Regions from separate parts of the Homo sapiens genome. Here regions 1 and 2 are each linked to region 3. A link is an interaction called in ENCODE POLR2A ChIA-PET data of the cell type or tissue named here. Cell type or tissue: CD4-positive, alpha-beta T cell. All regions are shown on one strand. Region 1 has its middle 17 kb from the start of CRTC3. Region 2 has its middle 8.3 kb from the start of SEMA4B. Region 3 overlaps CRTC3 (CREB regulated transcription coactivator 3).

What was found. Peaks named below come from ENCODE experiments on the same cell type or tissue, not always from the same donor. Only the 100,000 strongest peaks of a DNase experiment are listed, where the experiment ranks them.
Region 1: POLR2A ChIA-PET joins it to region 3 with 5 read pairs; 10 of 35 experiments call an interaction of 5 or more read pairs at or near these places.
Region 2: POLR2A ChIA-PET joins it to region 3 with 5 read pairs; 1 of 35 experiments calls an interaction of 5 or more read pairs at or near these places.

The regions. Positions count from the first base shown.
Region 1 is chr15:90,511,819-90,514,318 of GRCh38, reverse strand. No RefSeq gene overlaps it. Among named protein-coding and RNA genes, the nearest start is that of CRTC3, 17 kb to the left of the region's middle. RefSeq lists silencers at 596-796, 1,816-2,016. In CD4-positive, alpha-beta T cell, no CTCF peak of the experiment used is centred here; no DNase peak of the experiment used is centred here.
Region 2 is chr15:90,191,734-90,194,233 of GRCh38, reverse strand. It overlaps a transcript of SEMA4B not described here. Among named protein-coding and RNA genes, the nearest start is that of SEMA4B, 8.3 kb to the left of the region's middle. RefSeq lists enhancers at 1,903-2,002, 2,303-2,500. In CD4-positive, alpha-beta T cell, no CTCF peak of the experiment used is centred here; DNase peaks (open chromatin) are centred at 1,213 and 2,293; H3K4me3 peaks cover 402 bases.
Region 3 is chr15:90,573,262-90,575,761 of GRCh38, reverse strand. The region is part of intron 2 of CRTC3 (CREB regulated transcription coactivator 3); the gene reads right to left. Among named protein-coding and RNA genes, the nearest start is that of CRTC3, 45 kb to the right of the region's middle. In CD4-positive, alpha-beta T cell, no CTCF peak of the experiment used is centred here; a DNase peak (open chromatin) is centred at 1,081; H3K27ac peaks cover 913 bases.

The sequences.
Region 1 (2,500 bases), 61 kb after region 3:
AGACCAGGCTGGGCAAGATGGCAAAACCCCATCTCTACAAAAAATACAAAAATTAGCCAGGCACGGTGGCGTGTGCCTGTGGTCCCAGCTACTGAAGAGGCTGAGGTGGGAGGATTGCTTGAGCCTGGGAGGTGGAGGTTATAGTGAGGTGAGATCACACCACTGCACTCCAGCCTGGGTGACAGAGCTAGATCCTGTCTCAAAAATAAATAAATAAATAAATAAATAAATAAATAAATAAATAAAATTTAAAAATCCTGTTATTCCACAAGCTTGTACCCACTAGTTTTAGTATGCATTGATAATTATTGCCCCTTTCCCATTTATTTGTTTATATCAGAATGGACTCATGAATTCTAATTTTAATGGGTTATAATTCATTACTGGTTGGGGTTCAGTCAGGCTGGTGGGAAAAATTTTAGTTATAATAGCCACAAACCCTCTTGGAAGGCCTGAGAGTTTGCATAATTGTGGTAATAGATCTGGCTGAAGGCAGCCTAGTCCCTTTACCTTTAAATAGATTAAAGTAGATACAAAGAAATGTGGGGGAGTTTATCTAAACTAGCTTGTTTACTCATGTGGTCCTAAGACTAACCTTTGATCTACTGTGGGTGCTTAATTGCTTTCTACTCAGGAGGTTGGCAATGTCAATTACCCTCTAGCTGTGTTGACTCAAGCCTTTGTCAATTAATCTTTACTGAACAAATGTGAGTCTCCCTGGATGGTGGAGGCCACGGCTGCTACTCTTTATAGCACTCTTCTTGGAGTCTGTAAGTGGCCCAGATGCTCAGCTGGACTGGCAAAGCAGAATATCTGTGTCAGTGTACTTTATTCATCTGTTGTTGGGTCTGCGGGACAGACCCCTGCAACTACTGTTATTATTTTAGTACTTAAAATTATCCCAGATTTACTGTCTGCATCCTTTTACCATGTTTCCATTTTTTTTAGTATTTCTTCCTGTCTAGGCACCCAATATTTTAGGCTCATGTTGTACTTTGTCTGCTTGGCCCCAGAATCAGCCATTTCTCCATGGAGCCCTGGTTCCTTTTAGTGGAGAAGGGTGTTTGGACACTGGTTCTCCTTTTTTTCTGGGAGCTAGTTCTGAGTTAGCTTTTTTTTTTTGCTTTGCTTTTTTTTTTTTCTGAGGCGGAGTCTCACTGTCACCCAGGCTGGAGTGCAGTGGCTTGGTCTCGGCTCACTGCAATCTCTCCCTCCCAGGTTCAAGTGATTCTCCTGCCTCAGCCTACGGAGTAGCTAGAACTACAGGCATGCACTGCCACACCAAGCTAAGTTTTTGTATTTTTAGTACAGACAGGGTTTCATTATGTTGGCCAGGCTGGTCTCAAACCCCTGACCTCAGGTGATCCACCTGCCTTGACGTCCCAAAGTGCTGGGATTACAGGTGTGAGCCACCGTGCCTGGCCTCTGAGTTAGCATTAAACAGGAGGAGTTTGACTTTAATTCTCATCACATCATTTTTTCTGTCATGTGCCTTTTCAGCTCCCACCATAAAGGTCTCTGTACCTCCGTCCCCATAGGCATTGGGAATATTTTTCTCCAGAAACAAAAGCCAGTGGCTATGAGCAACTATCATAAGTTTATCAAGTGCACATTCTTATACATCACATCAAAATTATTTTCTAGACAAGTGGGGACAAAATTTACACAGAACAAGTATCTGCAATTTAAGAACAAAAGTTTTAAACAAACTTACCAAAATAGAAATGTAGAATGGAGTCCAAAATTCTTTGACAAATGTGGCATACAAATGCACATTTTTGCTTTTCTGTTTCCTAGGTAATATTTACCATTTGTTGAAAGCTTAAAGTCGGGTTCTGTTCTAGCTTCCTCTTTTCTCCAGGATTTCGAAGAATGTGTTCCATGGAACATGAGTTTCACTGATGGCTAATAGGAGCTTTCTAAAGGGTAAGAGGGAGGGGATTGTGTGGTCAGATACATTTGGGGAAAGCTATGCTACACAAAGCTAAGCAAGTTTCTTGACTGTAGAACTTCTCAGAGCTTTTTTTTTTTTTTTTTTTTGGACAGAGTCTCACTCTGTCGCCCAGGCTGGAGTGCAATGGCACGATCTTGGCTCACTGCAACATCTGCCTCCTGAGTTCAAGAGATTCTCCTACCTCAGCCTCCTGAGTAGCTTAGACTACAGGCACGTGCTACCATGCCCAGCTAATTTTTTGTATTTTTAGTAGAGCCAAGGTCTCACCATGTTGGCCAAGCTGTTCTCAAACTCTTGACCTCAGGTGATCCACTTGCCTCAGCCTCCCAAAGTGTTGGAATTACAGGCGTGAGCCACCATACCCAGCCCTAAGGGCTTTTACATATGTGTTGTGACTTCCAAATATGACAGAATACAACATTTCCCAAACTTCCTTGATCACAGAATACTTCTTCAGGAGTACTTGCCAGCCCTATGCCCCACTATTCCTTCCCCTAATGTTCAGTGAATCCATTCTACTTCCTAAATACCTCTAGAATTCTCCCA
Region 2 (2,500 bases), 380 kb after region 3:
TAGGCTGAACAACTAGCTATGTGTCCTCCTAACTGCACTGTTCAGCCCACATTTCTCCATATTATCCATAAGACTATTATGGGCTGAAAGCAGTGGCTCATTGCCCGTAATCTGAGCACTTTAGGAGGCTGAGGTGGGCGCATCACCTGAGGTCAGGAGTTCGAAACCAGCCTGGCCAACATGATGAAACGCTGTCTCTACTAAAAATATGAAAATTAGCCGGGCGTGGTGGTGCACACCTATAATCCCAGCTACTCAGGAGGCTGAGGCAGGAGAATCGCTTGAACCCGGGAGACAGAGGTTGTAGTGAGCCAAGATGGCGCCACTGTGCTCCAGCCTGGGCACAAGAGTGAAACTCCGTCCCCCCGACCAACCCAAAAAAAAAAAAAGAATATTATGAAAAAGATTGCAAGAAATCTTGTCAAAGTCAAGGTACTAGCTACATTTCCTTCTTCTACCTTCTGCCTACTGCACTCACCTAGAACAGTACCTGATGTTGGCCACATGCTCAATCACTATTTGTTGAGTCCCTGAATCTCCACATCAAGCAGATCCTAAAATGGCAGTGGGGCTGCTTTGCCCTGGTGTCTTGGCAACACATGAGTTGTGTGACTGCTGTGCTCATCTCAGAGCAGAGGAGACAGGGGCTGATGCGGCCTCACTAAGCGGATAATCATATCCTGCTCAAATGCTTCCAATATGTCTTATGTCGACTGGGCAGCAAGTCCTTTGAGGACAGTGACAGGACTTCCATCTTCCAAATCCCCACTGCCTTGCATGGCACTCTAGTAGGAACTCCACAGGGCTGACAAAATGAGGGTCCCAGCTGTCAGCCTGGAGAAGAGCCCTCGAATCCACGCCCCCAGCACAGCAGCTTTGGTCTTTGCGGGCTCCCCTTTCTTCCGTTAGTGTGCTGATGTGTTCTCCCCAGACTAGAAACCACACGAGGACACTGACAGAGAAAAATCTCCTGTGAGCAGACTTCCTGCGAGCGGGAGCGGTTCCCAAGCCAACGATGTGTCTCCTGTTCCCCTTTGCCACTCTTGGATGTTGGCGAGTCTTTCTCAGCCAGAATGCCAGTGTTTATAAAGAGCTCAGGAGGCAGCTTGGAAAGGGAGTACCAAAATAAGAGACGAAGAGAAAAGCACTGCTTCCTCCGTGCCTTGGCCAGCAAAATGAAGTCATCATCAAAGCTGGCCTCTTCTCCATCCACACTCACACGCTCTGGCACCTCCTCCCCATGGACCTTCCTCATTTTTCTCTCTCTCATACACACACACATACATACACAAGGACAGAAGCACAAGAATGTGTATAGGAATCCATTATAAAGAGGCCGAAACGAGGCCAGGCGCAGTGGCTCATGCCTGTAACCCCAGCACTTTGGGAGGCCAAGGCGGGAGGATCACAAGGTCAGGAGTTTGAGACCAGCCTGGCCAATATGGCAAAACCCCATCTCTACTAAAAGTACAAAAATTAGCCAGGCATGGTGGCGTGAGGCTGTAATCCCTGCTACTCGGGAGGCTGAGGCAGGAGAATTGCTTGAACCCAGGAGGCGGAGGCTGCAGTGAGCCAAGATCGTGCCACTGCACTCCAGCCTGGGTGACAAGAGCAAGATTCCATCTCAAAAAAAAAAAAAAAAAAAAAGCTACAAGGGAAAGAAAATAAAGGGAAGCATGGCTAAAAGTAAAAAGCAAATGAACACACATCCCTGCTGCTTCTCTACCCTGCCCAGTACAAAGGGAACAGATGCAGGGCAAGTGCCAGCAGTGTCCAGGCTACATCTGGCCTCCCAAGTGATCAATACCCATTAATCATCCATGGGTACAGCCTCTGCCCAGCTGCATGCAGGCCATGTCCTTGGGCATGGATGGTCCCTGCCAGGCGGCTCCTGGCCAGGTCTGCCTGCTCTAATTCCCACCCAGGGGAACCTGGCTCTGGAGCTCCCACAGTTCTACTCTGGGAGTTGTTGCTTTGTTTGCTGGCTGTGGGGGAGGGGCCTCCTGCCAAGCCCAGTGGAGCTTGAACCCAAAGGTCCCACCCGCCCCCTCCTGGGGTAGCACTCAAGCTCCTCCCCATTCTCGGGTGCTGACTGGCAGGCTGCCCAGCAAGGCCTCGCAGACATACACTGGCTGCAGCCCAGCTCTCCAGGCCTTGGCCCCCCACCACCATCCCCTTGTAGCCCTGAGCTCTCCTCTTATGCCAACCTGCAGCTGCAGCTCTCCACCCTGCCCTGGCTGGGCATGCTGCTGGTGTCTTCTCCCCAGGGGCTGGGCAGCAGCTCAGCTGCAGCATCAGTACATGTTGAAGAGGAAGCGACACCAGCTGGCACACCCTGTGTATTCTTTCAAATCAGCCAATGGCTGCCAAGTCCTCAGGGCTGGGAGCTTCCTTGGGGCAGCGCCTTCTGCAGCAGAGGGCATCCACCCCGGGTCAGCACTTACACTGCCTTCAAAACTCACTGGCAGCTTTTACCCAGGGTCTGGCAACAGATGTAAAT
Region 3 (2,500 bases):
AAGTGAATTAATCTTACCAGGTTTCTAAAATATAATATGAAGCTATAATCATTAATTAAAATAGTGTGATTCTGGTGTATGAATAGACACGCAGATTAATAAAAGAGAATAGGAAGTCTCAAAATCCAATCAAACTATGAGAATTTAGTTTATGATGGAAGTAGCATTTAAACTATCGGAGAAAAGATGATTATTCATAAATAGTGTTGAGACAACTAGCTAGCAAAGTGGAAAAAAAATAAGCCAGATTCACACTGCATACCTTACACTGGCATAAGCACATGATGGATCAAAGATTTTATATTTGAAAATAAAGGTATAAAGTGTTAGCAAAAACAAAAGAAGATAACTTTCTAACTATAACAAAAAACCTGGGAGCAACCAAAAAGGCATTAACTTTTCTTTTTTTTGAGACGGAGTTTCATCCTTCTAGCCCAGTCTAGAGTGCAATGGCACAATCTTGGCTCACTGCAACCTCCGCCTCCCGGGTTCAAGCGATTTTCCCGCCTCAGCCTCTTGAGTAGCTGGAATTGCAGGCACCTGCCACAACGCCCATCTAATTTTTATATTTTTAGCAGAGACGGGGGTTTCACTCAGTTGGCCAGGCTGGTCTCGAACTGCTGACCTCAGGTGATCCACCCACCTCAGCCTCCCAAAGTGCTGGGATTACAGGAGTGAGCCACTGCATCCAGCCAACATTAACTTTTGATACATGAAAAAATTGTAATGTCTGTTAGAAAAAAAATTTCAGTATAAAGAAAGTCAAATGACAAGTGGCAAATGTGGAAAATATTTACATCTCATATCACAGATAAATGGCTAGTTTTTCTAATATATAAAAACTCCTAAAAATCAGTAAGAAAAAGATCAACCACACAAAAGAATTAAAGGCAAAAGATATGAACAGATTGTTCACGGTAAACATAATACAAATGGTTCATAAACAGGAAAAAACACACGTTACTCATAAGAAAAATGCACAAATTAAAACTAAACAGAAACATAATTTTTCTACTATGTAGACTAACAGAGATCAAACAGTTTGACAAAACACTGAGTTGGGGAGGATGTGGGCAAACAGGCACTTTCATATACAGCAGAGAGGAATGTACAACTTCTAGGGAGGGTGAACTGACAATATCTACTAAAACTACACATGCATATGCTTGTGCCCCAGCAACTTCACTTCTAGTCATTTTTCTTGCAGCTATACCTGTATATGTATGAAACTGTATGTGCATAATGTTGTTCATTGAAGCATAGTTTTTTTGTTTTGTTTTGTTTTGAGACAGAGTCTCGCTCTGTCACCAGGCTAGAGTACAGTGGCGCGATCTCGGCTCACTGCAACCTCCGCCTCTCAGGTTCAAGCTATCCTCCTGCCTCAGCCTCCTGAGTAGCTGGGACTACAGGTGCGCACCACCACACCCAGCTAATTTTTTGTATTTTTAGTAGAGACAGGGTTTCACCATGTTGACCAGGATGCTCTCGATCTCTTGACCTCGTGATCTACCAACCTCGGCCTCCCAAAGTGCTGGGATTACAGGTGTGAGCCACCACGCCCGGCCAATAAGTTTATATATTTTTTTAAAATCTGTAAATTACTTAAATGTTCATTAATAGGGAACTAGCTGAATAAATTATGACAAAGTCATATAAAAGAATACTGTGTACTAATTTTTAAAACAGATAAAGGTGTACTTTGTGAACTGACATGGGAAGATCTCCAAGATGTATTATTCACTTAACTTTATTCACTTAACTTCATTCAAGCAAGGTACAGACATGTGTATGGTCAACTATCTTCAGAGAAAAGTGTGGCATGAGGTGGACTATATATTCACATTTGCTGATACATACATAAAATATTCCTGAAGGAATAAATAAACGTGACAACAGTGGTTGCACCTGTGGGGAGTGAACTGGGTGGCTAGGACAGAGATGGAGAGGATACTGTTCACTGCACTTTTTGCTTATCTTTAATCTTAGACCACATGAATGTATGTTCATATGTATCTGCCTAAAAACATAACTAAAAGTAAAATCAAAGAACATATTACAAAGTTACAATAATATACTGATGTGGAAATGGACAGAGGAATAGGTAGCCATATCAATGGGAAAAAAAACAGTAAAAAACAGAACAAGCTATGTAAAAAAGAAATTATTCAAGAATTGAGACAATAGATTAGCTACAGAGGAAAAAAAAAATGGGAACCCTCTCTCAAATCTCACATCAAAATAAATTCCAAAGTAATAATAGCATTAGAATACAATATGGATGAAAAACGGGTGAATGTTTAAGAAATCTTGGCATGATTAAGGCCACTCTAAACATACTAGAAATTGTAACACAGCAGTCACAGAAAGACCAACACATTTAACTCATACAAATTAGAGCATAAAACTCCCAAACAAAAACTACTAGATGGAGAAAATATTTGGAATATACAAGGAAGATTACGGTAGACAGACTCCAAGGTATCCCACAATGATGTCCACC